Regions from separate parts of the Homo sapiens genome. Here region 1 is linked to region 2. The links are chromatin loops, found by intact Hi-C in ENCODE. Cell type or tissue: HepG2. All regions are shown on one strand. Links, peaks and the distances in the headings refer to the core of each region. The heading gives the core; the rest is flanking DNA. Region 1 has its middle 32 kb from the start of ENPP6. Region 2 has its middle 66 kb from the start of STOX2.

Evidence for each region. Peaks named below come from ENCODE experiments on the same cell type or tissue, not always from the same donor. Only the 100,000 strongest peaks of a DNase experiment are listed, where the experiment ranks them.
Region 1: a loop joins it to region 2, with 16 times the contacts of the local background. A loop is called at or near these places in 31 of 110 quality-filtered maps.

What each region holds. Positions count from the first base shown.
Region 1 is chr4:184,242,280-184,257,690 of GRCh38, reverse strand. It overlaps the pseudogene RPL6P16. Among named protein-coding and RNA genes, the nearest start is that of ENPP6, 32 kb to the right of the region's middle. In HepG2, for the core only: a CTCF peak has its summit at 6,688 (motif pointing right); a DNase peak (open chromatin) is centred at 6,680.
Region 2 is chr4:183,831,760-183,847,170 of GRCh38, reverse strand. It overlaps a transcript of STOX2 not described here. Among named protein-coding and RNA genes, the nearest start is that of STOX2, 66 kb to the left of the region's middle. In HepG2, for the core only: CTCF peaks have their summits at 6,744 (motif pointing left) and 7,695 (motif pointing left); a DNase peak (open chromatin) is centred at 6,740.

The DNA.
Region 1 (15,411 bases), core at 5,580-8,079, 410 kb before region 2:
CCAGATGGCAGAAGAGTCCTGCCAGGACAGAGGTCACTGAGGCCTGACTGCATCCTGACCCTCTCTTCAGGCACATTGAGATCTCCACTCCCATCACAAGGCAACATCACAACTCCCCTCCCCACTCCCACTCCTTCCCTCCTTCCCTCCTTCCATAGCCAAAATTTGGACATGGAAATTTAGAGATCGAATAGCTTACTCACTCAGATGTTCAAGTTAGCAGTCAAACCCCTATTCTCTGATCATTTTCCCTCCTTCCTTCCTTCCCTCCCTCCCTCCCCACTGCCTGCCTGCCTGCCTGCCTGCCTTCCTTCCTTCCTTCCTTCCTTCCTTCCTTCCTTCCCTCCCTCCCTCCCCACTGCCTGCCTTCCTTCCTTCCTCCTTTTTCTCAAGTCTCACTATGTTGCCCAGGCTGGGCTCAAACTCCTGGGCTCAAGAGGGCCTCCTGCCCCAGCCTCCTGAGTAGCTGGGTCTACAGGCACCCACCATGCCAGGCTCTCTGTTTTTCTTCATTGAGTCTCCAATGAATGGGAGGCTTTGAGCCTGAAAAGTGTGACACTGTATTTCTTTAAGCCCCAAAGACTCCAAATTACTACCCCTGTGCTTTTGAAGGGTTTCTTAAGGGTGATGTATTTCCAGAATGATTTATAACACCTTTGTGTGCCAGGCAAGACGACTTTGCATGTGTGCTTGTTGTCCAGCCCCTGAGGCTGTAGCAGGGGATTCCACAGGACTTTTTTGGTGGGGTATCACTACCATTTACTCTCAACCTTTGCCTGAGCTAATTCAAGTCAGCTTTCCTTCACTTACGTAACAACAAAAACATTCCTAATGAGTCCTCCTAGAGTCCCCAGTTTCAGGAGAGGGAAATCAGACAGGCTCTGCCCCTGCTCTAGGCAGAATAGGCCCCCATTTCATATCAGGGCTCGCTCTTAGTGGTCTGTGTCAAATGCTCAACAGAAGCACATGTCTTGACCCAAATAAAAGGAATGAGACACCAGGCCCAAGACCAGAGGAACCTGATTCTAGAAGGGTCCTGTGCTCTAGGAGGGTCAGAAAGAACTTCTACTACCATCTTGCTTTAGGAGTCCAAGTAAATAACTGACTGAATACACTTTGCTCTGAAGTAGACATATGGTGTCTGATTCGGGGGAACCTGTGCCTCTGCAGCCCCCAAGTCTGTGGCAGGCATTGCCCATCGATCATGACACGGTCCTTGCAGCTTGGGTGCGCCACCAGAGTGCTTCTCATCACAGGGCTGCCGGCCGGCCCTTCTCTGGTGCTCTTGGTCCTTCTTGGAGAAGGACTCAACGGAGCTTGTCTTCTTGGCTGAGTGGGCCTCCGTGTCGAGAGACCACAGCCTATGAAATGGCTGTTTTGGATGTGGTTTTGTGAGTTCTTGCATACGGATATTCTACAATCCACAAAGCCACTCTAGTGTCTCCAAGTCAAAGGTTAATACCCAGGGAAGGTGAAAATCTCCTTTAAAATTGCTAGTGAAAAGTGGGATAAGCCAGAGGAATATAGAATTAGGTTTATGTAGCAGCCTGGGTTTCCATAGCAACGAGATGCAGTTGCGTCAAACACACGACTAAACTTTTCCACACTGGTTTTTAGCCTGGAAGGAGGCTGGAAGAGGGTATTTACTGACCGTGCAGGCGCAGTGAAAATTTGACAGCAAAGCCCTCCGAAAAGTCTCAGTCAAAGCAAATGGCAATGACTCCCCACAAAAATACCACGTGTCAGCCCCCGCTACAGCCTCGCGGGCCGAACCAGAGTGGCACATATGCAAAAGTGTCTCGCTTGTGGGACAAAAGGTATTGTAACTCATCCTGGAAACACACTACCCTTAAGAAACCCCTCAGAAGCACAGGGGCAGTCATTTGGGGTCTCTGGGGTTTCATGAAATACAGCATCACATTTTGCAGCTCAAAGCCTCCTATTTATTGGGGACTCAGTGAAGAAAGCCAGAAGTGTGATGTTGCCTGGGTAGGAGAGCCCGGCCTGCAGCCTTCTGCTAGCAGCAGCAGGAAACTGCAGCCCTGAATCAGGGCCTTTGTTCTCCTGAAGCCTGCAGGGAGTAGGCCCTTCTGCTCACACTGCCCTTGGGCAGCAAGCGTGTGTCCCTGGGAGCCCATGGTGGCGGCCCCCTAGGTGCAGCAGGAGTTGGGCCTGGAGGCCTGGCTGGGGGCAGCTGGGGACAGCACTCATTGTTTCTGCCCCTGCTCCTCTCGCAGCAGTGAGGACTGGGCTCCCATCCAGCAAAAAGGGCTGGAAGCTTTCTGCAAGAAGCACCCAGGCTTGGTTGGTTGGTTGGTTTGAAATGTATCCATTATTTAATTAGGTTCTTTGCAAGAAATTGAGAACCGCAGTTGGTCAGGACACATTGCGTTTGTGAGTGAGAACACAGAATGAAGGTAGCCCTAGAGCTGAGGGACAGCTTTGGTTCGGGGCAGCATTTGTGAGTCCACAGCTTTCTGATCTGTCTCGCACTGCTGTGTAAGCCGCATTTCCTTCTCTGTGTGGAAGTGCTCACCTTCCTGGTGTCTGTGCGTGTGCAGCAGCCAGATGTGGGGGATTTTCACACTGCTCATCGCAACTTTGATGGAGGTGCTGATGACACATTTCCAGTATGTTCCACACAGAGGAACTCAGTTGAGAAGCAGAGGTCTAATTACTGCTCAGCTCAGGAAAACCACCCTCTGGACTCCGTGGCGCCCAGTGAGGATGATGGGAGCAGTCCCGGGGGAGTGAGGCTGCCTGCAGCCTTCCCACGTTCTGACTGAAGGGTTTTGTTTTGTTTGCCAGGGCTCCATGATTCCAAGGCGCATCTTGAGTAGGCACATAGGTAGGCATTTCCGGAAGTTTTACCATCCAGGCACCTCCATTCTTATCATCCTCTGCTGGTTTTGTGACAGTAGCAAGAACCATTTTTTTTTTTTTTCCAAATCTGGATTTAGCGGCTGAATGCTTCCTCTTGTACATGGCTTTTCTGGACTACAAGCAGGTCAGGAATATCTGCCCATACCCCTGATGGGACAGGGTTTCTGCTACAGAGGGGCTTCCCCATCCTGGGCTCTTTGGGTTTGAGATTACCCTTCTTAATCTTGCCACTGGCATGAGCCTTCTTGGCTACAGGTTTCTTTCCTTAGCTTCCCGCTGCTCAATTTTTCACTCATCATCTTGCGACACGGGAAAGCGTTGGGTCTTGTTTTGATGCAACTCACTACGGAATAGATGCAGAGGCAGAGGCAAAAGTATCAGTGTTTTATCAATTGCTTGAAAGGCTACAAATAGATTCACAGAATGTGTAGTGCTGGAGGAGACAAACATACAACACAAGAAAGATATTCAGCCTGCAAATATACTTAATGCCTGGCCAGTGTCAGGGAGAATGGCAGGACCAGCTCCTCTCAATATGGGAAGGAGTACTGAGGAACAAGACCCTGGTGTGTCCGGAATTGGTGGGTTCTTGGTCTCACTGACTTCAAGAATGAAGCCACAGATCCTCGTGGTGAGTGTGAGAGTTTACTTAAAGATGGTGTGTTGGGAGTTTGTTCCTTCTGCTGTTCGGACATGTTCAAAGTTTCTTCCTTCTGGTGGGTTCGTGGTCTCGCTGCTTCAGGACTGAAGCTATATACCTTCACGGTGAGTGTTACAACTCTTAAGACGGTGCGCCTGTAGTCATTCATTCCTCCCATCCGCAGTCGTTCATTCCTCCCAGTGGGTCTGTGGTCTTGCTGGCCTCAAGGGTGAAGCGGCAGGTCTAGGAAGTGACGGTTACAGCTCATAATGGCAGTGCAGGCCCAATGAGTAAACAGCAGCAAAATTTATTGCAAAGAGCAAAAGAACAAAGCTTCCACAGACCGGAAAAAGACCTGAGCAGGTTACCACTGCTGGTTGGGGCAGCCTGCTTTTATTCCCTTATCTGGCCCCACCCACATCCTGCTGATTGGTCCATTTTACAGAGAGCTGATTGGTCTGTTTTACAGAGAACTGATTGGTCCCTTTTGACAGGGTGCTGATTGGTGTGTTTACAATCCCTGAGCCAGACACAGAGTGCTGATTGGTGCATTTACAATCCTCTAGCTAGACATAAAAGTTCTCCAAGTCCTCACCAGATTATCTAGACACAGAACACTGATTGGTGCATTTACAAACCTTTAGCTAGACACAGGGTGCTGATTGGTGTGTTTACAAACCTTAAGCTAGAAACAGAGTGCTGATTGGTGTGTTCACAAACCTTTAGCTAGACATAAAAGTTCTCCAAGTCCCCACCCCACTCAGGAGCCCAGCTGGCTTCGCCTAGTGGGTCCCGTGCCAGGGCCGTGGGCGGAGCTGCCCACCAGACCCGCACACGGCGCCTGCACTCCTCAGCCCATGGGTGGTCAATGGGACCCGGTGCCCCTGAGCAGGGGGCGGTGCCGGTCAGGGAGGCTCGGGCGGTGCAGGAGCACATCACGGCGGGGGTGGGCCGCTCGGGCATGGCGGGCTGCAGGTTCCAAGCCCTGCTCTGCGGGGAGGCGGCTGAGGCCCTGTGAGAATTCGAGTGTGGCACGGGCGGGCCGGCAGTGCTAGGGAACCTGGTGCCCCCTCCGCAGCTGCTGGCCTAGGTGCTAAGCCCCTCACTGCTGGGGCTGGCAGTGCCAGCCTGTCACTCTGAGTAAAGGGCCGCCAAGCCCATGCCTACCTGGAACTTGCACTGGCCCGCGGGCACCGCGCGCAGCCCCGGTTCCCGCCCGGGCCTCTCCCTCCACACCTCCCTGCCAGCAGAGGGAGCTGGCTCCAGCCTCGGCCAGCCCAGAGAGGGACTCCCACAGTGCAGCGGCAGGCTGAAGGGCTCCTCAGGCGTTGCCAGAGCAGACTACCAGGCTGAAGAGGCGCTGAGAGAGAGCGAGGGCCACCAGCACCTTGTCACCTCTCACTGGGATCCACGTTCTAGAGTCTGAATCTCAGTTGGATGTGAGACTTCTGAGCTCATGGTACAAACGAGGCTTACTGGCAGGTCACTTCTGATTAGGAAGAGTGACTTCAACGTCTGTCAGTATTTCCGTTTCCTCCAGAAGAGCAAATACAGCATAAAGTTTCCTATTGCTGTTCTTAGAAATGTATCAGAAATTGAGCAGCTCAAAACAACACAAATGTATTATCTTACACTCTGGGTTGTCACAAGTCTGAAACGGGTCTCCCAGGACTGAAGTAAAAGTGTTGGCAGGGCTGGGTTTCTTTCTGGGGGCTCTAGGGGAGAATCCTTTTCCTTGACCCCTCCAGCTGCCCACGTGCCTTGGCTTGTGATCCTCTCCCTTTCCCACCAGACAGCACCAGACAGCAGCAGCTGTGCAAGCTCTTCCAGTTCTTTTCATGACACATTGCTCTGACCTCCTCTTCTCCTTCCCTCTTCCACATTCAGGGCCCTTGTGATTCCCCTGGATGGACCCCAATAATCCAGGATAATCCTATGGCAACTTTAATTCCATCTGCTACTTTAATTCTCCCTTTTCATGGAACCTACTTCATCTACAGGCTCTAGGGATAGGACGTGAACACTTTTGAGGGGCCATAATTGTTTTAGGAGTTATTAAGAAATTATTTTAGGCAGAGAGGAAGAGGGGTCCTTGGGAAGTTTTTTTTTTTTCCTTTTAAAGCAGCTCCAGAAACATTTCTTGTCTAGCAGGAAAGCCCCAACTCTTAGTATGGGAGTTGGGGGGCAAGCTTTGATACACAAATGCCAGCTGTTAGAAACTGGGTCCACCCAAACATGGCAATTCCCACTGTCTTCTTCTTGCCCCCTATGTGCCTGGCAACATGGCCGCCCCCACATATACCTACGTGTGTAGAACATCAGGGGGCCCTGCATTTGCATATCAAAGGACTAGGATGGGAAGGCCAGTTTTTTCCACTGGGCTATGTGAATGACATGCCTAGTGAAACCAATCCCTGAGCCCTATGCAAATCAGACACCGCCTCCTCCAGCCTCCTCATATAACTGGGGGTTTTCCACCACACCCAGGGTTCCCTCTTTCGGCTTGGAGATCCCTCCATCTGTCTCTGTACAGGGGGAGCCTCTTCCTTCTTTCTTGCCTATTAAATTCTCCACTCCTTAAAACCACTCCACATGTGTCCGCGTCGTTTTATTCAAACTGGCGCGAGACTAAGGACCCTGGTGTTCCTCCAGTCATGGGAGCCATATCGTTACGTCTACCACGGGGCAGCTCCAGTTTGTCAGGATACCTTTGACATTTATGGTCTCAACAGCTGAAGTCCATGTCTTCAGCTATCTGGGAGTGACAATGAAGGTGCATGATTTGTCATTGCTCGCCGTTTTACTTCTAAACGCTTGTGCCAAAGCCAGTAAGGTACTAGCGAGTAAGCCTCCCAGTTGTGACGTCTCAACACCTTGCCAACCTCCCAGTTGTAACGTCTCAACACCTCGTTGCTGATCTCATTTAGTGATACTCAGATTAGTTCTCACAGTAACCCTTTGAAATTGACATAATCCTTCCCAGATTCATAATGAGGGGACTTATGAAATTATATGCTACAGTGATACCTCCAAATTCAAGGACTCTTTCTATATTCCCTGCAAAGGTGTAAAGGTTTTATGTCCTTAGTGACTCCAGTCCCTTGCAGGGTTCTTTTTTTTTTTTAATCTTTGGCCACTAGAGGGAGACAGCTCTTTGAAGAACTGAGGCCATTTTGCACGTTTGTGGGTATAGATGGAGGAAAACACTGTGTTTAACAACAGTATCCAGGCTGGGCACGGTGGCTCACGCCTGTAATCCCAGTACTTTGGGAGGCCGAGGAGGGCGGATCACCTGAGGTCAGGGGTTCGAGACCAGCCTGACCAACATGGAGAAACCCTGTCTCTATTAAAAATACAAAAAATTAGCCGGGCTTGGTGGCGCATGACTGTAATCCCCACTACTCGGGAGGCTGAGGCAGGAGATTTGCTTGAACCCGGGAGGCAGAGGTGGCGGTGAATCGAGATCGCGCCATTGAACTCCAGCCTGGGCAACAAGAGTGAAACTCCGTCTCAAAAAAAAAAAAAATTGGTATTCAGGGCTGACCTAACAGGTCGAAAATGAAGGGGATCATGCCTGCCCTTGTGCTCCGTGCAGACCTCAATGGACAATTTTCCCCAGCATCTTCAGGGCTCATACTTCCATAGTAACAAGTGCCATTCAGACCAAGGTCTTTTTTTTTTTTTTTTAACCCAGCCATCGACGCTGTAACATTTTAAACAATCTTCTCTATCTTTGAAGCCTACTTCGTGGAAAGAAAGGCCAATAAGTGATCAGAACTGACACTATGTAAAAACATAGAATCTCCAAAATTCGAAGTCTCTAAGTGCTGCATGTAGGATCTAAAACGGTGGGCATTGCTTACCTAGACAAGGCGTGTTCAAACCAAATGTCATCTAAGATTGCTCCAAACTGGGAATGAGGATTCATTTTCTCTGTTAGAGAGTTCTGGGTTCCCGGTCACCAGATATGCTCCTGACACCTCAGAGTGTACAATATGCGACTTCTGTACTAAAGAGGTTGCTTCCAATGAGGTAAAATGTCTAATATGGTAATCATGTGCGTCTAATTAAGGCTGTATGCACAAAAATCAGCCACGATGCCAAATAGCCAACTTAGGAACACAGGGACCACAGAGAGAACTCAGTAAGGATGACGTGGAATGACTTTAGTTTAATGCTGCGTATGACAGATCTTTATGTTATTATTAGAAAAGTAATTATATACTTACCTTTTAATGTTGATTTAAAACTTAATTAGCTATGACCAGAGGATATTGGTTGTATGATACCAATTTTGAAATTTGTTATTTTATGGTCTATTTTTCATAGCTATTCCATGTATACTTGGAAAAAATATGAATTATCTGTGCATTTGGTGCAATGTTCAGTATCTATCCATAAGATTATTCCTGTTGATTATGCTGTTAAAATATGCATCTTCAATGATTTTGAACTATCAATTACTTGGAGAGGTGTTCTGAAATCTCGTCTTTTCATTACGGCTTCTCCTTATCTCTAGTTATGATTTTTCCTTAAACTCTATTTTGCCAGATGTTCATATAGCCATGCCTGTTGACTTTTGTTTAGAATCTATATGCTGTGGCTTTTCCTACCTTTTTATTTTCAATGTTACCAACATAGCCTTACATTTTAAACAATACTTATAAGTGGCATATAGTTGCATTTAAAAAAATTTTAATTTGGGGTACATAGTAGGTACATAAGTTTATGAGGTACATGAGGTATTCATCGCATCAGGGTAACTGAGGTACCCATTGTCTCAAGCATTTGTCATTTCTTGTGTTAAAAACAATCCAATTATACCTTTTAAGTTATTTATAAGACTGTAGTCAACCCTTGTGCTATCAAATACTAGATCTTATTCATTCTAACTACATATAGTTGCATTTAAAATATCCAATTCCGTAATCTTTGTCTTCAAAAGGGTGGATTTAGTCCTAGCATTGGTTATAAGTAATAATACATCTGCATTTATTTCTCTCATCATGTTTTGCCCTTACTATTGTTCAATCTTTTCTATTTTTTTTCTTTCCTTTTTGTCTTATTTTGGATTGATTATTTTTGCTCACTTTCTTCTTTTTCCTACTACCTTTAAGTTATACATTTACTTACAAAATTTAATGTAAAGTTTTCAATTGAGAAAACAATGACTAGGTCTTTTTCAATTTATATGCAATTATTGTAGTGTATTTTATTTCAATTTTTGATTCCATGGAACCTTATTATTAATATTGTTTTAACTGATATTTCTTTTGATTTGGTAGCATATTTAACATTTTTTAAAATTTCTTTTTGCATCTTAAACTTCCTAACTGGGCTAACTTGGCTCATGCCTAAAGCACATCCTTTAGAATTTCTTTTTAATGAGGATCTATGAGGCAAACTCTTTCAGTCTGTTTAAAAATACTTTTTCCAGGGCCTACTTGAGGGTGGAGGGTGGGTGAAGGGAGAGGATTGAAAAGCTACCTATCGGGTACTGTGCTTATTACCTACGTGATGAAATAATCTGTACAACAAACCCCTGTGGCACGCAATTTACCTTTAGATCAAACCTGCACATTTACCCCGAAACGAAAGATTAAAAAAAAAAAAAAAACTTTTATTTTGTTCTAATCTTCAAAGTTATTTTCCCTGAGCACACAATTCTAGGTTCATAATTATTTTTTATTTAGCACCTTGAAGATATTGCTCCATTGCCTTCTGGCTTCCCTTGTTGCTATTGAGTAATAATTTGTTATGTTAACTTTTGGTCCTGCTGAGTAATCTCTTATTTCACTATGTCTGCTTTTACAATTTTTCTTTTTGTCTTTGATGTTCTGCAATTTCACTGTGATCTGCCTGGATGAGTATTACTTTTCATTTCTCCTGTTTGGAATGTATTGAGCTTCCTGAATTAGACAGTTGTCCTTCATCCTTTCTGGGAAATTCTTAGCTTTCATCTCTTTGTATATTACTTTACTACTTTCTCCTCTACATTAGCAATTTTGCTTAAATGTTTGTTAGATGTTGTCAGTCTATCCTCCAAGTTTCCCAACCTTTCTTTCATATTTTCTTTCTCTTTGTCTGTCTGTACTATATTCTGCATAATTTTCTCAGACCTATCTTCCAGTTTATTAATGCCTTATTTAGCTTTGTGTTTATTGTGTTTATTTTACTTTTCAGTTTTGGAATTTTTATTTTTAAAGTATATGCTTCAGCTTTAAACAGTTTTTTTTTAACCACTTACTCATATTTTTACCTGCTCTTTTATTTCTTAAGCATATCAAATATATGTATTTTATATTGTAGGAGAGCAAAAATGGCTTCCCTCCAGCCTTGTAGGTTCTTTAGCTGAGCCATAAATTAAATTGACATAAGACAGATTAACAAGAGAAAAATCACATTTAATTATGTACATACACACAGGAGTCCCACAAAATATGAGACTCCAGGAAAGGTCAGATGATTGAAGTTTATACAGCATCCTGAGCTACAGAAAGGAATAGGAGCTCGGGGCTTCTGAGGGCAGGTGGTGACATAAGTTGAGCAAGGGTGAGGGGAGGCAATGTAAGATGAATAAAGATTATTTTGTTAGGCAGATAAAAGGTCTCTCAGGTGATAGGGTGGGGGCAGTAGCTCATGCTTGTAATCTCAGCACTTTGGGAGGCCAAGGCAGGAGGATCACCTGAGGTCAGGAGTTCAAGATCAGCCTTGCCAACATGGTGAAACATCATCTCTACTAAAAATACAAAAATTAGCTGGGTGTGGTGGCACACGCCTATAGTCCCAGCTACTCAGGAGGCTGAGGTAGGAGAATCATTTGAACCTAGCAGATGGAGATTGCAGTGAGCCCAGATCATGCCCCTGCACTCCAGCCTGGTGACAGAGCAAGACTCTGTCTCAAAAAAAAAAAAAAAAAAGTCTCTCAGGTAATAAAAGTTGTCAGGAGCAGCCGTCTTCCTGATACACATACTTTTACTAATGTAGATTTCCTTTATAAAGGTAAATTTCTTTTACTAAAGGACAAGACCAACTTCTGTGTCTGCAGTTGCTCAGAATCATCAGCTCAAAATATGCCAAAGAAGTATATTTTGGGGTGGCATATCCTGGTCTCTATTGGGAGGGATATTTTGGGGTGGTGTGTCCTGAGGCCTAACAATATTGAGTGACCAATAATTCCAACTTTTGATAATTCTATTTATTATGCCTACCACTCTTCAGTGAAATTCCTTGTTTCCTTTTGGGCTGTTTGTTTGTGTGTGTGTATGTGTATGTGTGTGTGTATGTGTGTGTGTGTGTGTTTAGGCTCCTATTCCTTGGAATTTTATGTGTGAGGATTCTTTGGGTCTCAAGTTCAAGGTGAATTTCTTCAGGGAAGGCAGGCACATGTGGGACCATCACCTAAGGGTAATCTAAGGCAGGGGTGCCCAGTCCCTGGGCCGTGGACCAGTACCCATCCATGGCCTGTTAGGAACGAGGCCACACAGAAGGAGGTGAGTGGTGGGCAAGTAGCATTACTGCCTGACCGCCGCCTCCTATCAGATCAGCAGCAGCATTAGATTCTCATAAGAGTGCGGACCCTATTGTGAACTGCATATGTGAAGGATCTAAGTTGAGAGCTCCTTATGAGAATCTAACTAATGCCTGATGATCTGAGGTGGAACAGTTTTATCCCAAGCCATCCCTACGCCCATCCTGGGCCATGGAAAAATTGTCTTCCATGAAACTGGTCCCTGACGCCAAAAAGATTGGAGACCACTGATCTGAAGCCACATTCTCCTCCTGAGGTTTATTTGACAACATGGTAATGTGAATTGGGGTTCAAACTCACCTGAGAGCTGGCTTGTGATTTGGAATTCTCAGGGGACTTTTCATCCCTCAGGCATCCAGTCATTCCACGTTAAGGCAGGTGGTTTTCCTTTCTTGTCTTCTCATGGTGACTGTTGTTGATGATGGTGTGAGGTGTGTGTGTGTGTGTGTGTGTGTCCCCCTTTTTGGTGGTGATGATTTCTAGAATGCTACCTTTATGATTTTATAAGATCCCCCATCTTTATCTGGCCTAGGATTTGTCTCTTGTTCCCTGCCAGGAGTGAAACTTTAAAAAGCAAACCTCTAGGTGATCAGCTTGACAAGTGTTTTCCGGTTGAGAACTGTTGTTAGTGCTCTGATCACTCTGGTTTCTTCTCTTTTCTTTTCTTTTTTTTTTTGAGACGGAATCTCACTCTGTCATCAGGCTGGAGTGCAGTGGCGCAATCTCAGCTCACTGCAACCTCTGACTCCCTGGTTTAAGTGATTCTCCTGCCTCAGCCTCCCGAGTAGCTGGGATTACAGGCACATGCCACCACACCCACCTAATTTTTGTATATTTAGTAGAGATGGGGTTTCATAATGTTGGCCAGGATGGGCTTGATCTCCTGACCTCATGATCCGCCTGCCTTGGCCTCCCAAAGTGCTGGGATTGCAGGCATGAGCCACCGCACCCGGCCCACTCTGGTTTCTTGTGTTCACTTGATTTCAGCCTCCAATGATTGTTTTCTTTATTGACAGCTTATTAATGCATATAACAATTATCTTAAAGAAACCACTCAGCATTTTAGTTGTTTTAGCCAGCAGGTCAGTCTTGGTATTTAATTCATTACATTCCTGGAAATGACATCGCCATTAGACTTTTAAAAAGTTTTATTTACTATACTGGATTTTTCTATAACCCAATTTAAAATTAAACTTCAGTTGCTAGTAGTACACATTGAGTTGGAATATATATTCTCTGTGATGTATGTATCTAGCTCTTTTATAACTTAAGATCTGAGAGTGTTGCACAAATTTTACATAATGACAGCATTTGGTGTTTAAAAACAGTCACTATTTCCAATACAATAAACTGTCTCTGTAATAAATTTGTATTTGCAAATTGCTTCAATCCGTGTATATCTTCAGAGGATAGGCTCCCAATAACTAGATGTTATGGTCCAGCCTCTTGCAATCAGGGGACAGCTTGGGTCAAATCAAGACCAAACTCTTTTGGCTGAATAAACATGGGCCTAGAGAGTGTATTTGTAGGTGATGTGGGCCACTTCCGGCTCCACTTGAATCAATTCAAGCAGATGTATAATTGACAACCTTAAAGTTTCTCAAGGAAGGAAACTGGAGCCCGCTTTCTGGAATCCACTGGTGAAACCCTGGAGAGGAAAGAGGTACTTTGTGTGGCTTGGCAGCTACTAGCCTTAGTATGTGGTGGTGGTAGAAAGATCAGAGTCTCACTCAGACCCCCTCATGAAAAAGGAGATTTACTGAAAAAATGACATGGGCTAGAAATGGAGTCGGCAAAGATCCAAGGCAAAAGTAGTCCTGGCTGCACCCTTCTTCTCTAGGTTATAGACAGTCTCTCCACGTACATCTGTTTCTCTTTCTTCATTTGCTCCTCTCTGCCATCTTAATTCCTCTGCTTATTTGTGGTTTCTGCTTCTTTGCGGTTTCAGCTCACATATGTCTTTATGTCTAACATGGATCCAAGTTCCAGTTCCCAGAAGAGAGAATTTGATGGTGATGGCTCATGGGATCCTATGAGGATCCTATCCTTCTCACACTGTTGGATTGGCTACTCTTGGATCAGTGGCCCACCCTTACCCAATCAGCTGTGGCTAAGCCCCCAGAAAATAGCCAAGTAACACAAAATGGCTACCATAGAATTTTCTCTGCAGTAGGGGTTCAAGGCTGAGCATGCCTACATGGCAGAGAATACTTAGAAGGGGATTGGCCTGTCTTAAGAGTGGCCAAATGCCTGTCACTGAGAATTAAATGAATATCCTACAAAACAAAGATAGTTGGTAATTTTGTCCTGACAGCCACGTACATGTTTATTGTTTTCCAGATTAGCAACTCCTTCCTTTTCTGTACTTGTTTCTAGGCATTCTTACCTTCTTAGTTTCCCATGACATGGCATCTCATTGGGATATAGGCAGGGCCTGCCCTTTCTAACCATGCTTTACATAGACAAGGCCTAACCAAGCCCTATGGACTAATAGCAAAGTATATATCCTTACCTGATCCATTTAGAATCTTCTAAGCACAAAGTTTATGCTCCTATCCACCATAATTCTGGAATTCAAAAAGCTCTGAAGGTACTTCTGGTTTCCAGTTCTGCATGTACAGAACTTAGAAATCACCACTCTGACCAGGTGCAGTGGCTCATGCCTGTAATCCCAACACTTTGGGAGACCGAGGTGGGAGGATTGCTTGAGCTCTGGGGTTTGAGACCAGCCTGGGCAACATAGTGAGACCTCATCTCTACAAAAAATTGAAAAGAAGTTAGCTTGGCATGATGGTTTGTGCCTACAGTCCTAGCTACTTGGGAGGCTGAGGTGAGAAGAGTTCTGGAGACTGGAAGTCTGAGGCTGCAGTGAGCTATGATCATGTACTGCACTCCAGCCTGGGTGACAGAGTGAGACCCTGTCCCAAAACAAACAAACAAACAAACAAACAAACAAACAAAAAACAAGAAGAAGAAAGAAAAGAAATCATGACTGTATCCACTTTATCCTAACAACAACTGAAAACCTGAACAGAATAAAAAATCAGCAACTCTTCTTGGATCCATAAGCTAGCTGAGGACACAGGGCAAATGGCTGCCCCCAAGATTGGAGAGACAGATAGGAAATACAGGGAGTTACAGCTTACGAGAGTAGACTCATGAGCAGAGACCACCTTGGGAACTGGTTTTGTGGTAGGGAAATATGAACTGTAATTGACAAATGTTGGAGACTCAGTGTGGACAAGCTAGGAGTTAAAAACCGCAAGCAGACCCAGTCATCAGGTGACCATGCCCCCAGCCACTTTCATGAATTTTACCTCCAAGAGCCCTACCAAGTTCTCACAGTAGATAATGGAGAAAAATCCTCTCGTTCTCTGGCAGAAGGAAAGGAAAAGGTACCATTTTGAAATATGCCAGAGCACTCTGTTCTTCTTCACAAGGCCTGGCCTCAGGGGAAACTACTTAACCAGACCCTCACCTGCTGGGGTACGACCAGAGCCTAACTGACCTGGAGGAAGGGAAACAATCAACTTCAGTCGGCTCTAGCTTTCCACATAGGAGAAAACAATACTGAACTCCAACCCACTCTAGCCATCCTGTCCCACCTACGGGGGAAGAAAAAAATGGAGAAACACAGTCCAAAGCATAGGCTTACTAAAGGACTGAGACCTTATCTTAGGTCTATAGAACATTTCCTCCACACATACACACCTCACCACAACATTACTAAAGGGCTGTTTACAGCAGCTTCTTTTACCTGCTACCATGTCTGGCTATTAAGAAAAAATTACAAGGCCTACTAAAAGGCAAAAGACACAACTTGAAAAGATAGAGTAAGCATCAGAACCAGGCGTGGCAGGGATGTTGGAATTCTCAGATTGAAAATTTAGAACAATATGATGAATTTGCTAAGGACCGTAATGAATAAAGTAGACAGCATGCAAGAACAGATGGGCGATGTAAGCAGAGAGATGAAAATCCTAAAGAAGATTTAAAAAAAATTATAGAGATCACAAGCACTCTAACAGAAATGAAGAATCCCTTTGATGGGCTTATTGGTAGACTGAACATGGCTGAGAAAAGAATTTCTGAGCTTGAGGATAACTTAATAGAAACCTCCAAAACTGAAAAACAAAGAGAATCAAGACTGAAAAAAGCAGAATAAAGTATCCCAGAACCGTGGAACAACTACCAGAGTTTTAACATGTGTGTAATGAGCATATCAGAAAGATAAGAAAGAAGGAACAGAAGAAATATTTGAAACAGTAATGATGGAAAATTTCCGCCAAATGAATGTCAGATCCAAACAACAAATCCTAGCAATCCCAGAGAACACCAAACAGTAAAAATGCCAAAA
Region 2 (15,411 bases), core at 5,322-7,821:
AAGCAGGAAGTGAAGGCTAAGGCAGAGTTGGGAATTGTATGGCTGAGGGTTGAAGGCATAACCTAATACACACAGCACACTGGCTCTCTGATTCTTTTTTCTGTTTTTGTTCCAGATGTTTGAGGGAATCTTTGTCAAATTGCTAAGCTAACCAAACATAAGCTTCCATGGACATACATGACAAAGAAGGCAGAACTTAACAAAATTAGTTTCTAAAAGTCACTAAACAAAGAAACAGCAACCACAATAAGCAGGTGCAACAAGTCCTGAGAATCAGAAAGAATCTGACTACCCGAGTTATCACATTACAATATTCAAAACCCAGTTTCAAAAAAAAAATTACAAGGCATGCAAGAAAGTATGACCCACGCACAGGAAAAAAAGAAAAGATATGAATAGAAACTGTCTCTGAGGAAGCTATTGAACTTACTAGGCAAAGATTTTAAATTGACTATTTTAAATATGTTGAAATGCTTTAAGAAAAAAATATACAAGCAACTAAAGGAAATCATGAGAATGATGTCTCACAAAATAGAGAATATCAATAAACACGCAGAAATTATAAAAAGAAACCATAAAGAAATTCTGGAGTTGAAAAGTACCATAAGCAAACTTCAGTGTTCAATAGCAGATTTAAAGAGACAGAAGAAAGAATCAGCAAACTTGAAGATAGGTCAATCGAGATTACCCAATCTGAAGAACAAAAATTAAAACATGAAGAAAAATAAACAGAACCAAAGAGGCCTGTGGAACACCATCAAGCACACCAACGTGATGTTCCACAAAGAGAGGAGAGAGAAAAAGGGCAAAAGAATATTTGAAGCAATAATGGCCAAGCATGAATCTACACATTCAACAAACTCAACAAACTCCAAGCATGATAAATTCACACAAGTCCAAAACAAGATACATTATAATGTAACTGTCGAAATACAAAAAGAGAATCCTGGAAGCAGCAAGAGAAAACAGCCTTGTCACAAGGTATACACAGTAAGATTAACAGTTAATTTCTCATCAGAAGCCACGGAGGCCAGAAGGCAATAGGATGACATGCAAAGTGCTGAAAGAAAACAAACTGTCCATTAAGAATTTTATATTCAGCAAACTATCCTTCAAAATTGAAGAAGAAATTAAGGCATTCCAAGATAGACAAAAACTCAAGAGGGTTTGTCACTAGTAAACCTGCCCTACAAAAAATCCTTCAGGTTGAAATGAAAAAATACTAGACAATAATTCAATATGCACGAAGAAATAAAGAACACTGTTAAGTACATATTATAAGTACACTACATAAGTACATATAAAAGTCAGTATTAAAGTATATTTGACTATTAACTCCTTTTTTCTGTAAGATTTAAAACATAACCACATAAAAGTTACAAATCTATGTCAATGGGAACACATCGTATAAAGATGTAACTTAATAAAGCACATATGCAGAGGAGAACTGTAAATCTGCAGCAGAATGAGAGATTGCATTCCCAAAGCATTGAATGGTGGATGGTCCCCTGGAGAATACTTCTCTTTTTGCTGTATCCTCTCCACATCACTTCTCTATTATCTTCATGGCCTTTACAGGTATGTGAGTTTGCAACTCCCTTGTTCAAAACTGCTGCCAGATTAGCACACTTCTGCTTAGAAGCCTCAGATGGCTCTCCACTTCCAGCAAAAAAAAATTCAAGCTTTATGGCCTGGCATCAAAGACCTGGAAGATGTGTTTCTTTTCCATCTTTTTGTCCTCATCTCTAATAATTCCATGTGATATATTCTATCTTCAAGGTAAATTGAACCACTGACTGTTCCTATTTCCATTCTTCCCATGCCATATCCCACCTGGCTTAAGCTTTTCTGAAGCTTTTCCGGCTCTGGATGGAATGATCTTCCCCTGCCCTGAAAGTGCACAGTCCATCCATCCCTATCCCTAGTCCTTATGCCCTTTATCCATCCCCTACCCAGAAGCCATCTCTCCGTCTTCTGGACTCCTGTACCACTTTAGCTGAACTTCTGTGATTGTACGTATTACTGTCTATTTTGTATTTACCTATGGTGGACATTTCTTATCTCTCCTTTTTAAACTATTATAGAGCCATCTCTACAGTTTGGAAAGGTCACCTGATTGGGAATCTAAGGAACTGTGCTACAGGCAGCCTTGGGGAGACTATTATGTTTTCTATGTTTTAGTTTCATCATGAATGAAATGGAACCAACATCTGCTTCATGAGATTCTTATGAGGATGTAATGATGTCATTTGTAATCTGTAAAGCACTGTGCACATGTGAAATAACATTTTAGCCTTGGGGTCAGAGTCCATGTTTTAGTCAACTTTGTATGTCTAACAAATTACTCAAGACATAGTAGGCGAGGTGCTCAATACACTTTTGTAAAATGAATGAACATGCTAACTCCTTGGTGAGATGAAGCTGAATCATTTAAACCAATCTACACGCATTTTCATTAATAATCTTACAGTCCTACCTACAGTCTCTCCCAGAGGTAAATAATGAAAGAACTTTTTAATAACTGCAATTAAATGACCCACCTTGAGTTTTAACACAATCAATGGCTTATTTTATTACTAACATGACTTTTTTGATATCCCTGAGGTAAAAATTCTCTGTACTCAGGGCTATTTTTTCACAATTCACACAATTTGACAACCAAATTGTCAAAAGTAAGAGAAAAAGAGGTGACTCCATTTAGTAAAGCAAAACAATACCCTGCTTTTATTTTTAAAATATTTTTAATATAAAAGGATTGTTTGAGTGAGTAAAACTGATAATTTTATAGTAAAATAAATCAATGCTCACCATGGTTTCACTCAGCTACAAATGTCAGGCAACCTAAAGAGAGAAATGAGTTCTCAGGTTTTTTTTCTAGGAAAACAATTGTTGCTTTCCTGAAGACATTTTTCAGTACCAAAATATTCAACCGGAACATGGGAACTCTCCAAGACAGTGTTAAGGGTTGGAGGAAGAAAATGACTGCCATCCTCATATCTACTTGCAATGGGGTGTCCCTTTTTCAGAGATTTATATTCCAGAATACCAACAAATACAAATTCACCAAATTGAATAATAATTTTGTTTTTTTAAGAAACAATTATTAGATTGCTTTTAAAAAGATTAGAAATTCGGATTGGGTAGAAGAACACTGGGAGTAGATGCAATTAAATAAGTAACATTAAAGAAAAGTAAACATAATTTATTTTCAGAATTTTACACCTACACTACATAAACTATGATTTACGTATAAAAAATTAAGTAAGTAAAAGCAAAAGTACAGAACTGTGGGTCAACTATAATTACAATTATTATAAGATACAGTGACGTATGAAGAAAAGAACATGGATTATGGAATTAAAGATGAGTTTCTCATCCTTTTGAAATGTTCTTTCATGGTATTACCTTTATAATAACTAAAACTCAAAGAAGAAAAAGAGCCGAGAGTATCTTTTTGCTAAAATCAGAAAAAATCAAAACAATATTTCATCATATGTGAAAATTATATGGAATCCAAATTTTGGCATGCACAGAGCTTTACTGGAACACAGCCACGCTCATGCGATTTCCATAATGTCCCTGGCTGCTTTTGTGCCACGGCAGCAGAGCTGAGTAGTGGTGACAGAGACCATATGGCCCCACAGTCGAAAGCATACACTATCTAGCCCTCTGTGGAAAAAGTTTGCCAACTCCTGATCTAAAGTTCAGTGCCCAGGAAGGTACACAATGTTTCTGTCTACATTTGTGGCTGAACAAGTCTAAAAATTGAGTGGAAATATTTAGTACTTAAGCATAAAAATGATTTCATCTTCTATTTTGGTGTTTTTCACACTGAGTTCTGCGGAGTCCTACGGGTCAGGGTGACGTCTCTGTGTGAACTGTGTGGCCAAGGTTCTGAGATTCTTCTCCCTCCTCCCAAAAAGAGTCATTCTGCTTTTATCCTTGCAGATTGGGATACCACCTGCAATTTTATTTTAAAAACATTTTTCTTTTTCTTTTTCTTTTTCTTTTTTTTTTTTTTTTGAGATGGAGTCTCGCTCTGTCTCTCAGGGTGGAGTACGGTGGCGCGATCTTGGCTCGCTGCAACCTCTGCCTCCTGGGTTCAAGCAATTCTCTGCCTCAGTCTCCCGAGTAGCTGGGATTACAGGCACCTGCCACCATGCTTGGCTGATTTTTGTATTTTTTAGTAGAGATGGGGTTTCGCCATCTTGGCTAGGCTGGTCTTGAACTCCTGACCTTGTGATCCACCCGCCTTGGCCTCCCAAAGTGCTGGGATCACAGGCGTGAGCCACCACACCCGGCCTGAATAACATTTTTATTTCAAAAAAAAAAAAAAAGAATTTAAAACTCACTGTGACCTATTTTATCTATGAGAGATGACTGCAGTGTCAAGCAAGTTTCAAAGGCCATATATGAAAAGGAACCATTATGAACCTAAAACCACACAAAACCGGACTGAAAACCAATCAGCCCTATTTGCTGAGCACTATGTCGTGAAATGAAACATAGGCAGCCAACATGGTGTATGAGGACTTCAGTTTTCTCACAGAGCACTTTCCTCCACCACAGCTTAACCCCATGTGCACACGGCCCTGCTGTATACTTTATTAAATATATAAAATTACAGAGCAATTTGATTCACATTCCTGTATTATTGCCACACATCCATTTTCCTGGGGTTAGCGAAATCAAAAACTAAAGAAACTACAAACAGGGTGGCAGAGTACCTATAATTTATTTTTATAACTAATGAGCCATTAACAGGTACTTGAGGAGGTAATTAAAGGGAAATTGATAGGAGCTGACTGTGAGGCTTGAAGTTTTCATGTTTGCTTTTTTAGTAAAGCAATAGTCTTCTATACTCCATTCAAAGCATCTGAAAAATGAGTTTAGCCACGTCGTATGGAACTAGTAAACTGATATAGACTAGGTTCCATCTAAAAAAGCAGATCTAAGACATTCCTACAAAGACTGAGTTTTGCTGAATGCCTGGGGCAGCCAGTAAGAAGACTGGTCTCTTCAACACTCAAATCTGGAAAGGTGGTAAGAGCTACTAGGGAAATGAGGAATTACCTGTGTGATATTTTAATGAATATATGTGGCAATGAGCATGAAAGGATCAAGTGGCTTCATTATCCATCTAACTTTTCTTACAGGGATTATATGAGGAAATTCATTACTTAAGCCACACACTGGCAAGGACACAGCCCTTGCTGAAAGTAAGGCTGGTATTAATAATTCCACAGTCAAGTTTTTTTTTCCCATATAAATGACTCTTTCAAATTGTATGACTCTATGGGAAAATTAAATTCCCACCATAAGCATTTACCTTACCCACTATTTTCCAATATCTTGATTATGCAAAGCCAACTTAGTATTTGATTTCATCATTCATCCAATAAGAAATTCCTAAAATAAGAGTTGCTCTGTATAATCATCTGGCATGTATTTTGGAATGCCTTAATAAGCTGTGTATTTTTTTCTGTCTCTATTTTCTCAACTTCTTACCTATTCTAAAAAGTTGTTTTAAATGTTCAAAAATAGTGAGCAAGGCAACTTACAAATGAACCTCATTTTAAAATAAGAAGCAGGCTGAGCACAAGAGATGGAGGAAGAAATCGCACGCTACCAAGGGTTCTGATGATTTCATAATACTACGGCGTGGCACAGTGGCTCAAGCCTGTAATCCCAGAACTTTGGGAGGCCGAGGAGGGAGCATCTTTTGAGGTCAGGAATATAAGACCAGCCTGGGTAACAGTGCAAGTTCCTGTCTCTCTAAAAATAAAAAATAGTAATAATAATTAGCCTGGTATGGTGGCATGCACCTACAGTACTAGCCTGGTGTGGTGGCATGCACCTATAGTACTAGCTACCCAGGAAGCTAAGTCTCCAGTAAGCTATGATCACACCCCATACTCAAGCCTGAGCCACACAGCTAGAACCTGTCTATAAATAAATAAATAAATAAATAAATAAATAAATAAATAAATACTACGATGAAAACTGAACCGGGCGTGGTGACACACGCCTGTAATCCCAGCACGGGAGGTCGGGGCGGGCAGATCACTTGAGCCCAAGAATTTGAGACCAGCCTGGGCAACATGGTGAAACCCTATCTCTACTAAAAATACAAAAATTAGCCGGATGTAGTGGTGTGCACCTGTAATCCCAGCTACTCAGGAGGCTGAGGTGGGAGGATTGCTTGAGCCCAGGAGGCGGAGATTGCAGCGAGCTGAGATCCCGCCACAGCACTCCAGCCTGGGCAACAGAGTGAGACCCTGTCTCAAAAAAAATAACAGAATACAATGAGTGAAACTCTCTCCCGCAGATCCACAGTGTGCAGTGTCTCTAAGAACACACTAACCACATCACTGAACTTTTTTTGTAGTCAGACAAAAAGATTAAGACCAAGTCTCAAGCCACTGAAGAGGGGCTCTGGCAAGTCTGAAATATGCATATGAGCTAAGCTTCAGAGTATGAGAATTATGAGAATTTCCATCAAATCTGTTTCTTGTGTTATAATTATCCTACAAGGATTTCTAGGAGACCGAGGGGAAAGCATGGCAATTTTATGCAGTCAAAATACAGCAAATAACCACTGCCACACACTCACCCCACACACTTACACACAAACACAAACGTGCAGAAAACCTCTGGTTGCCATTAAGTGTGTCAGGAAAGCATCACCAGTTTATCTGCAGTGATGAAGGGGCTACGTCAGATGGCTTCTGCCATTCTTCGCTTGCCCCCTGGTGGCCAACCACCTAAAGAAGGGCTCAGAAATTACCGAGAGAATTCCTCCTTCAGAGAACAGGAATTGACTGTTACATGGACAAAGAAAAGACATTTGTAACAGAACACAGAATTGTACAAATGGGTTAAGAATCATTATTTTAAATAATCCATCCACTCTCAAAAATTCAGCTTTTCAGACACATTGTCTATTTGTAACAATAAGGTATTAGAACGTTCCAATCTAAATACAAAAGACTTGATTCCAAAAGTTACATTATCAATTTTGTTTTCACAACAAAGCGGAGAAAAACTACATGCTTACATTTTTTGGCATCCCTTTTCCCCTAGTTCTTGCCCCCACAACCAACACACACACACACACGCGCACACACACACAGAGTCCATGAAAAACAAAGAAATCCTTGCACGCTGAGTGTTCACAGACCACAGGCCTTTGTGTTACTCGAAGGCAACATTTTACAAAAGGAAGAACAAACAAAACCCTTAGAGCGTTGGCCAAAACTCGCTACAGACTCAGTATCAACAATATTTGTAAATCCGAAAGTTTATCATTTCATAATTGATGTTTAAAAGTTAAATGGATTCTTTACTCATGCAATCTGCACAACATTAGGTGCCACATCACCATATGTAACTTATGGGAACCAAAACAACTCACATATATTTCAAATTCTTTCCATTATTAATTAATAGAAATTATCAGAATGTCCGAAAAAGAACATGAAATGCAAAGTCAAGAGGACACAGTTCGCGTTCTGGCCTCATTCACTCACTCTATTACTTTGCCCTGTAGACTTGCACACAGTCACAGTAACTTTCTCAACTGCAAAATTAGGGACTCGCATGGAGAAATCCCCTCAGGTTTCCTGTAGTACTAATGCTGGTTGTTCTAAAAGGAACAGCGGATGAGCCACAACTTTCCATTTCCCTCGTTCATGGTGCCCTCAAGTGGTTCAGAGTAAAAATAAACTTTTGTTGTGTGTGTGTTTTAATTCTTGCCTATATGCAGGAGAACGTTAAAGTCAGTGGCACCCAAACTTTTCGGATCAGTGTGATGGTTAATTTTATTGCCAACTTGGCTAGGTCACGGTACCCACATATTTGATCTGACACCTAGATGTCTAGATGTCTCTGTGACTCTTTCAGATGACATTAACACTTAGCCAGTAGACTGTGAATAAAGCAAATTACCTTCCATGATATGGGTGACCCTCGTCCAATCAAAGGCCTTAAGAGAAAAAGACTGACTTCCTCCAAGGAAGAGGGAACTCTGCTAGCCAACTGCCTTTGGATTGGATCTGCAGCACCCACTCTTCCCTGGGTCTCCAACCTGGCCTGCTCTCTGTGTGTGTGTGTGTGTGTGTGCATGTGTACCTGTGTGTGTGTGTGTGCGCGCGCGCGTGCACGTGTACCTGTGTGTGTGTACACACATCTTACTGCATCTTATTGGTTCTCTTTCTCTGGCTAGCACAATCAGTGATTCTCAAATGCTTACCAGAAACTGCTCATATATACCTCTCTCCAAAGTGAAGACTTCTGCAAGAAATGAGACTCACTGGTGATGAGTGTGTAACCACGTGGAGGAGGTGGAGGCAGAACAAAGGCTTGAGAGCCACTTGTATATAACTAAACAAGGCACACTCTCCTCAACAGTCAGTCTCCACCCATCCACAATGGGTGCCCCAAGTGGGGGCTGCAGAGAGAGGCCAAAACCCCTGGAATGGGAAGCACAGTTTTGAGCAAGAGCATTACTGTGCTGCTTTAAGGACATGGGGACTCACACACTGGCGAGGCTGTGGCAAAACTCTCACAAAGTAATCGGCCATTTGTGATAAGCAACTTGATTTGCTCATATCTTTGATGTAGTAGCTTCATTTTTATGTAAATAACAGATTTATCAACAAAGATTTATATAGATATGTTCATCTCGATGTAATTTATAATAAATCTCAAAACTATCTAAAAGTAATGAAATAATAAATCAAGACACACCCATAAAAGTATTGTTTATGGTCATTAAAAATATTTGAAATATTTTATGTATTTATTTATTTAACAAATTTCATTTATTTAAATATTTCAATATATGTATTGAATTATTTAAGTATTTCAATATATGTATTGAATTATTTAAGTATTTCAATATATGTATTGAATTATTTAAGTTTTTCAATATATGTATTGAATTATTTAAGTATTTCAATATATGTATTGAATTATTTAAATATTTCAATAAATTAAATAATAAAAATAATAAATACTAAAAATCTAGTCAATATATTTATTGAAATATTTAAAGAGAAAAAAGGAGATAAATTTAACATATTTTTACCGTAAAAATTATCACTAAATACAAAAGCGGTGATTTTCTGTTTTAATTTTAATTTTCTGTATTTTTCTAACTAATCCACAATGAATATGTGCTATCTCAGAACTCAAGGTAAAATTTTCCTAAAAAAGTGAGTGCCACTGGAACAGACACCCACATCTGCACACCCACGTCCACAGCAGCATCATAGCCAAAAAGTGGAAACAACTCAAGGCTCCATCCACAGATGAACAGATAAACAAAATTTGGTATACACACACGATGGAGTATTTATTATTCAGCCTTGAAAAGGAATGAAATTTTAATATGTGCTACAACATGCGTGGAGGCCAGGTGCGGTGGCTCACATGTGTAATCCCAGCACTTTGGGAGGCTGAGGCAGGGGGATCACTTGAGGCCAGGAGTTCGAGACCAGCCTGGCCAACATGGTGAAACCTCATCTCCACCAAAAATACAAAAATTAGCCAGGCGTGGTGGTGCACGTCTGTAATCCCAGCTACGTGGGAGGCTGAGGCAGGAAAATTACTTGAACCCGAGAGGCAGAAGTTGCAGTGAGTCAAGATTGTGCCACTGCACTTCAGCCTGAGTGACAGAGAGAGACTCTATCTCAAAGAAAAAAAAAAAAGCACGGACTCTGAAAATAGCATGCTGAGTGAGATAAGCCAGATACAGAAGGACAAATACTGTATGATTCCACTTATAGGAAGTACCTAGAATAGGAAACTCCATAAGGCAGCAAGTAGAATAAAGGGTGCCAGGGGATGGGAGTTCTTATTTAATAGGTATAGATATTGGTGATGGTTACATGACATTGTGAATGTATTTAATGTTACTGAATTGTACACTTATGAATGATTTAAATGATCTATATGAAGGGTTATGTATATTTTTCCACAATTAAAAATAAAGGGAATGGCCTGGGATGCTCTTCCCCACTCCCCGAGAAAGCTCCAAGGATTCCCCCATTTCTGCTCCCAGAAGTCTTTCCTCCTGCTACTAATCTTCACTCACCAGCATAGATGTCAGTCTATGTGTTTATCCCCACTCTTGTACAGTGCTACGTGTATGAGTCCTAAGAAGCAGGGATGTGCTCTAATTAATCCTGTATAAGCAGCACACAGTACAATACTGGCACACAGTAGGAACTCAAAACACCGTCTTCCTGGAATTATTATATAAAAGACAGAAAAGACAATCCATTCCAAGGTGTACCAAACCTGTATAGTCAAATTAGAAGCAAATATTCCAGATGAATCTTAGTGTCCCTAAGTGAAGTTTTGTAGTTCCACTGAGCCAACTAGGAGATTTCCAATATCAGAGTGTCTAATAGTATCCCTGCTTTTTCACCTTCATGAGGCTGTCACGAGAAGTCACTGACCCTGCCACGAAATGGGAGACGGTGACTGCGATGGACACTGCTGATGCTCACTAATACCAGGTCACCCCTTCCCAGGACATGGAAGACTGCACTTCCCAGATCCCTTCCCATTGTATGGGGCCATGTGATGGGGTCTGGATAATGGCTGAGGCATCAAAAAGCCCCTGAGTCCCCTCACATTGTTCACATTCATAGAAAGTAGAGTCGTGCCCTAAGATTGCAGCAGCCTGGAGCATAGACTTTGCAGAAGAAGAAATGAGGCTTAATGTGTTAAGCCACTGAGACGTTATTTCAGCATAAAACAGCCTATGCTGCTAACGTAGTGACACTCCTTATGTTTATTTTTAGTGGTCCTCAGACCACTGTTGCTGCTGAAACCCGCTACACCACAACCATACCCATTGACTTGCAGAAGAGGATCTGCGGTGCAACCTCAGAGGATAAAGCAATCTCCACAAGCCAGGAGAAGGAGAGTCCAAACAACAAATACCAAAGTCAATGACTCTCACAATGGGCAAAGGATTTGAACAGACATTTCTCCAAAGGCTATGATAAACAGCCAAAAAGCACATGAAAAGACGTTCAACATCATTAGTCACCAGGAGATCGCAAATCAAAACTGCAGTGGATACCACTTTCCACCCACTAGGATGGCTCAGATAAAAAAAAAAATGGCAGTAACAAGTGTTGGTGAGGATGGAGAGGAATCAGAACCCTTACACAATGCTGGTGAGATTGTAAAATGGTACAGCCATGTGAGAACAGCCTGGAAGTCCTTCAGAAGGTTAAACATGGAGTTACCATACGACCCAGCAATTCCACTCCTAGGTGTATACCCAAGAGAAATGAAAACATATGTCACACAAAGACTTGTAGGGAATGTTTGTAGCTGCATTACTCTTAATAGCCAAAAACTGGAAACAAGTCAACCCAGATCTTTCCCCTCACAGATCCCACAGGAGGTCTACAGGGAGGTGTGACTAGCTCTGCATCCCTGGAGTCACACAGTAGGCTGGTGGCAGAGCCAATTCTAGTGTTCTTTCTATTGTAATAATTTGCCTCCAGTAACAATGTGAGGAACAATAAGAGGAAGAGATTGAAAACAGACAGACATTAATTAATTAACATATTTAAAAACTATTACTGGACATTAATTAATTAATTAATTAAAAATCTATTGGTTTGGCCAGGCACGGTGGCTCACGCCTGTAATCCCAGCACTTTGGGAGGCCGAGGCAGGTGGATCACGAGGTCAGGAGATCAAGACCATCCTGGCTAACATGGTGAAACCCCGTCTCTACTAAAAATACAAAAAAATTAGCCGGGTGTGGTGGTGGGCGCCTGTAGTCCCAGCTACTCGGGAAGCTGAGGCAGGAGAATGGCATGAACCTTGAGGCGGAGCTTGCAGTGCACTGAGATTGCGCCACTGCACTCCAGCCTGGGCAACAGAGCCAGACTCCGTCTCAAAAAAAAAAAAAAATCTATTGGTTGCCAGACACTATGATGAAGTCTTAGGACATTATTATCTTATTATCTTCTTTGCCTATTCTCAGATGAAAAAGCTGAAGTTCAAAAAAAAAAAAAATAGGTAACTTGCCTGAGGGTCACGTAATTGTTAAGAAGAGGAGCTAGAATTCAATCTCACCTATGCTCTCCTTCAAGACACTATGTTTCCTCTCCACGACACTGTATTGCATCAAACTCTAAAGATCTTCTGCTCTGTGCATCCTTCCTATCCACCCCAGCCCCAACATCGGAAATTCTTGGCTCATCCACAGGTTCCCCAGAGCACCTGGCCCACATCTCACTGCTTCAGTAACCTTGGATCACAAAGATTACCTGTCTCTTCCACTGTAAACTTGAAGTTTCTTGAGGTAGGAATCTCAGTTCCTAGCACAGTACCTGACACAGAGTAAGTGCTAAATATTGCTTCTTGAATGAATAAATGGAATGAATGAATGCGTCACACTGAAATTCAAGGCAAGCAGCTAATGTTCAAGAGACTTTGTGTTCTCTTTGCCTAATATGACTATCATTGTAAGACCAAAAGAACATGGAATAGGCACGGATCTTCATGACTATTCTGAGCGACAACTGGGGAATATATAGAATGTAGAGCCAACAGCCTTCCTTCCCTTATATAAATGCACAGAACCTGCGTGTTCCATGCCACTGACTCACACGAGCCAAGACGGCAGCCTGGGAGCCATTCCAACTCCGCACCTCTCCCACCTCCACTCCACCTCCTGCTTGTGCAGACTGTAGGAATTGTGTTAACCTCTCACAACAAAGATTGCCAGGTTGCCAGCAGATCCGGGCTGCTCTGGCTGGGGAAAATAAGCCACAAACAAGGTAGTCACAGGTTGATCAACTGCCTAACAGGCTGCACGGTGCAAAACTTCAGAGATCCAAAACGGTCTGTGTGAAGCATGGGAATATTTAGAAACCCATTAATTCAAAACACATTGATTACTACAATATTTTGGGACCATGCCAGGCTGTGACAGAGAAACAAAAGGAAGATCAATGAATGCTTTACTGCTGATGGAATGCTCCTCTCCTGGGAAGCAAGTAACACTGCTGTAGCCATTCTATAGATGGAGAAGCTGAGGCTTGAAGAGATCCAATGGCTTGCCAGAAGAGGCTGGCTCTAAGGAGGAGAAATACACTCATGCCTGGATTTTGTGACAACACCTTCTCACATTCTTTTTTTTTTTTTTTTTTTTGAGACGGAGTCTCACTCTGTCGCCCAGGCTGGAGTGCAGTGGCGGGATCTCGGCTCACTGCAAGCTCCGCCTCCCGGGTTCACGCCATTCTCCTGCCTCAGCCTCCCAAGTAGCTGGGACTACAGGCGCCTGCCACCACGCCCGGCTAATTTTTGTATTTTTAGTAGAGACGGGGTTTCACCGTTTTTAGCCGGGATGGTCTCGATCTCCTGACCTCGTGATCCGCCCGCCTCGGCCTCCCAAAGTGCTGGGATTACAGGCGTGAGCCACCGCGCCCGGCCCTTCTCACATTCTTTCTACCTGCTTTGGTGAAACTCTGGTATGCTTGGAATGAAAAAAAAAAAAAACTCCTGCAGAAATATAAAAGCCTGTATCATTTTCATCAGCCCCGATCCCGCCTTGCCAACGCTATTTCTCTGTTGCGACCACTTGAAACCATTTCTTCTGACATACCACTGTTTGCATTTGGATTTTTTCAGAATGTCTCCTCTCTAACCTGAAGGTCTTAAAGGGTGGGATATAGAGAAGAGATTAAGGAATGTTTGATCTTTTATGTGGGGAAATATCCAGGCTATGAACTTACCTGGGGAAATAACTTTTTAAGAGTAATTCAAAAACCCCCACCAGTTTCATCATTACCAAGCAGAGTTAGACATTCTTTGATGATGCCAGACCTAAGCGTTCTGCTAAGTAACCACGAAGGGAATCCTGACAGGTCACACCATAATCATGGGGCAGGTTGCAAAGCACAAACGCTCCTACAAAATCAGGAAGAGTCTGGACTTGACTTCTTGCAAGCGGTTATTAGGCAATAAAAAAAGAACTGTCACTGAATTTAGAAAGACGATTAAGAACTGAGTGTATCAATGTTCAAACTCACTGAACCATGTCCATTTCACAGGGGAAATTTCAGGTAGACCATCGCCATGGATAATCCATATTTGGTAACAAATTAGCAAAATATTCTTAATAGCTGACTAATACTCCTATTGGAGATTGAAAAACATCAGCATGCTGTAACAGGTTTTGACGGAATCTGTAGTGTTTGGTCTGCAGAGGTGAAGTTAAAAGGAGACATCACTGTTCCTTAAATATACATGAAGGGATTGTGTATAAAGTTTACCTCATCTTTTTAATTGAGCCGAGAGTCAGAGGAAGAGCCTAACGACAGTAAGGGTAAGAGCCAGTTATAGGCTGGGTGTGGTGGCTCACGCCTCTAATCCCAGCACTTTGGGAGGCCAAGGCAGGCGGATCACTTGAGGTCAGGAGTTCAAGACCAGCCTGGCCAACATGGTAAAACCTGTCTCTACTAAAAATACAAAAATTAGCCGGGCATGGTGGCAGGCACCTGTAATCCCAGTTACTTGGGAGGCTGAGGCAGGAGAATCGCTTGAACCCAGGAGGCAGAGATTGCAGTGAGCCGAGATCATGCCACTGCATTCCAGCCTGGGTGACAGAGCAAGACTCCGTCTCAAAAAAAAAAAAAAAAAAAAAAGAGTCGGTTATAGGCTACTAAGAAGCTGCAGAATCTAGCTTTCTAGAGTTTTAAAAAACTGGATGAAGTATTACATTCCTTAGATAATTTCAAGAGTCTTCTCTAACAGAGATAAGCATACAACTAGGAGCCAAAATGGGGTTAGTAATATTTAGAGTCCCTGCTTTCAGAAACAAATAGAAATGAATGAGCTCCAGGGCCAGGTGTGGTGGCTCCTGCCTATAATCCCAGCACTTTGGAAGGCCATGGTGGGCGGACCACCTGAGATCAGGAGTTCGAGACCAGCCTGGCCAACATGGTGAAACCCTGTCTCTACCAAAAATACAAAAATTAGCCGGGCATGGTGACGGGCACTTGTAATCCCAGCTACTCAGGAGGCTGAGGCAGGAGAATCACTTGAACCTAGCAGGCAGAGGTTGCAGTGAGCCAAGATCACTCCATTGCACTCCAGCCTAGGCAACAAGAGTGAAACTCTGTCTCAAAAAAAAAAAAAAAAAGAAGAAGAAGAAGAAATGAATGAACTGCAGAATTCACCAGAAGAAGCTTCAGGGAGGGGCCGAGAAGGGGACTAAAGCCTGGAAACAGGAAAAATTGGGCAGAGCTGTCCCAGGAGAGAAAAGAGGAAGTACAAAGCCTCGGAAATGAGACCAGGGCGTGTTTACAGCCACCTAGACAGAAACTAAGGCAGATAAGCTTAACAAAATTTATTTATCTATGTATTTACTTT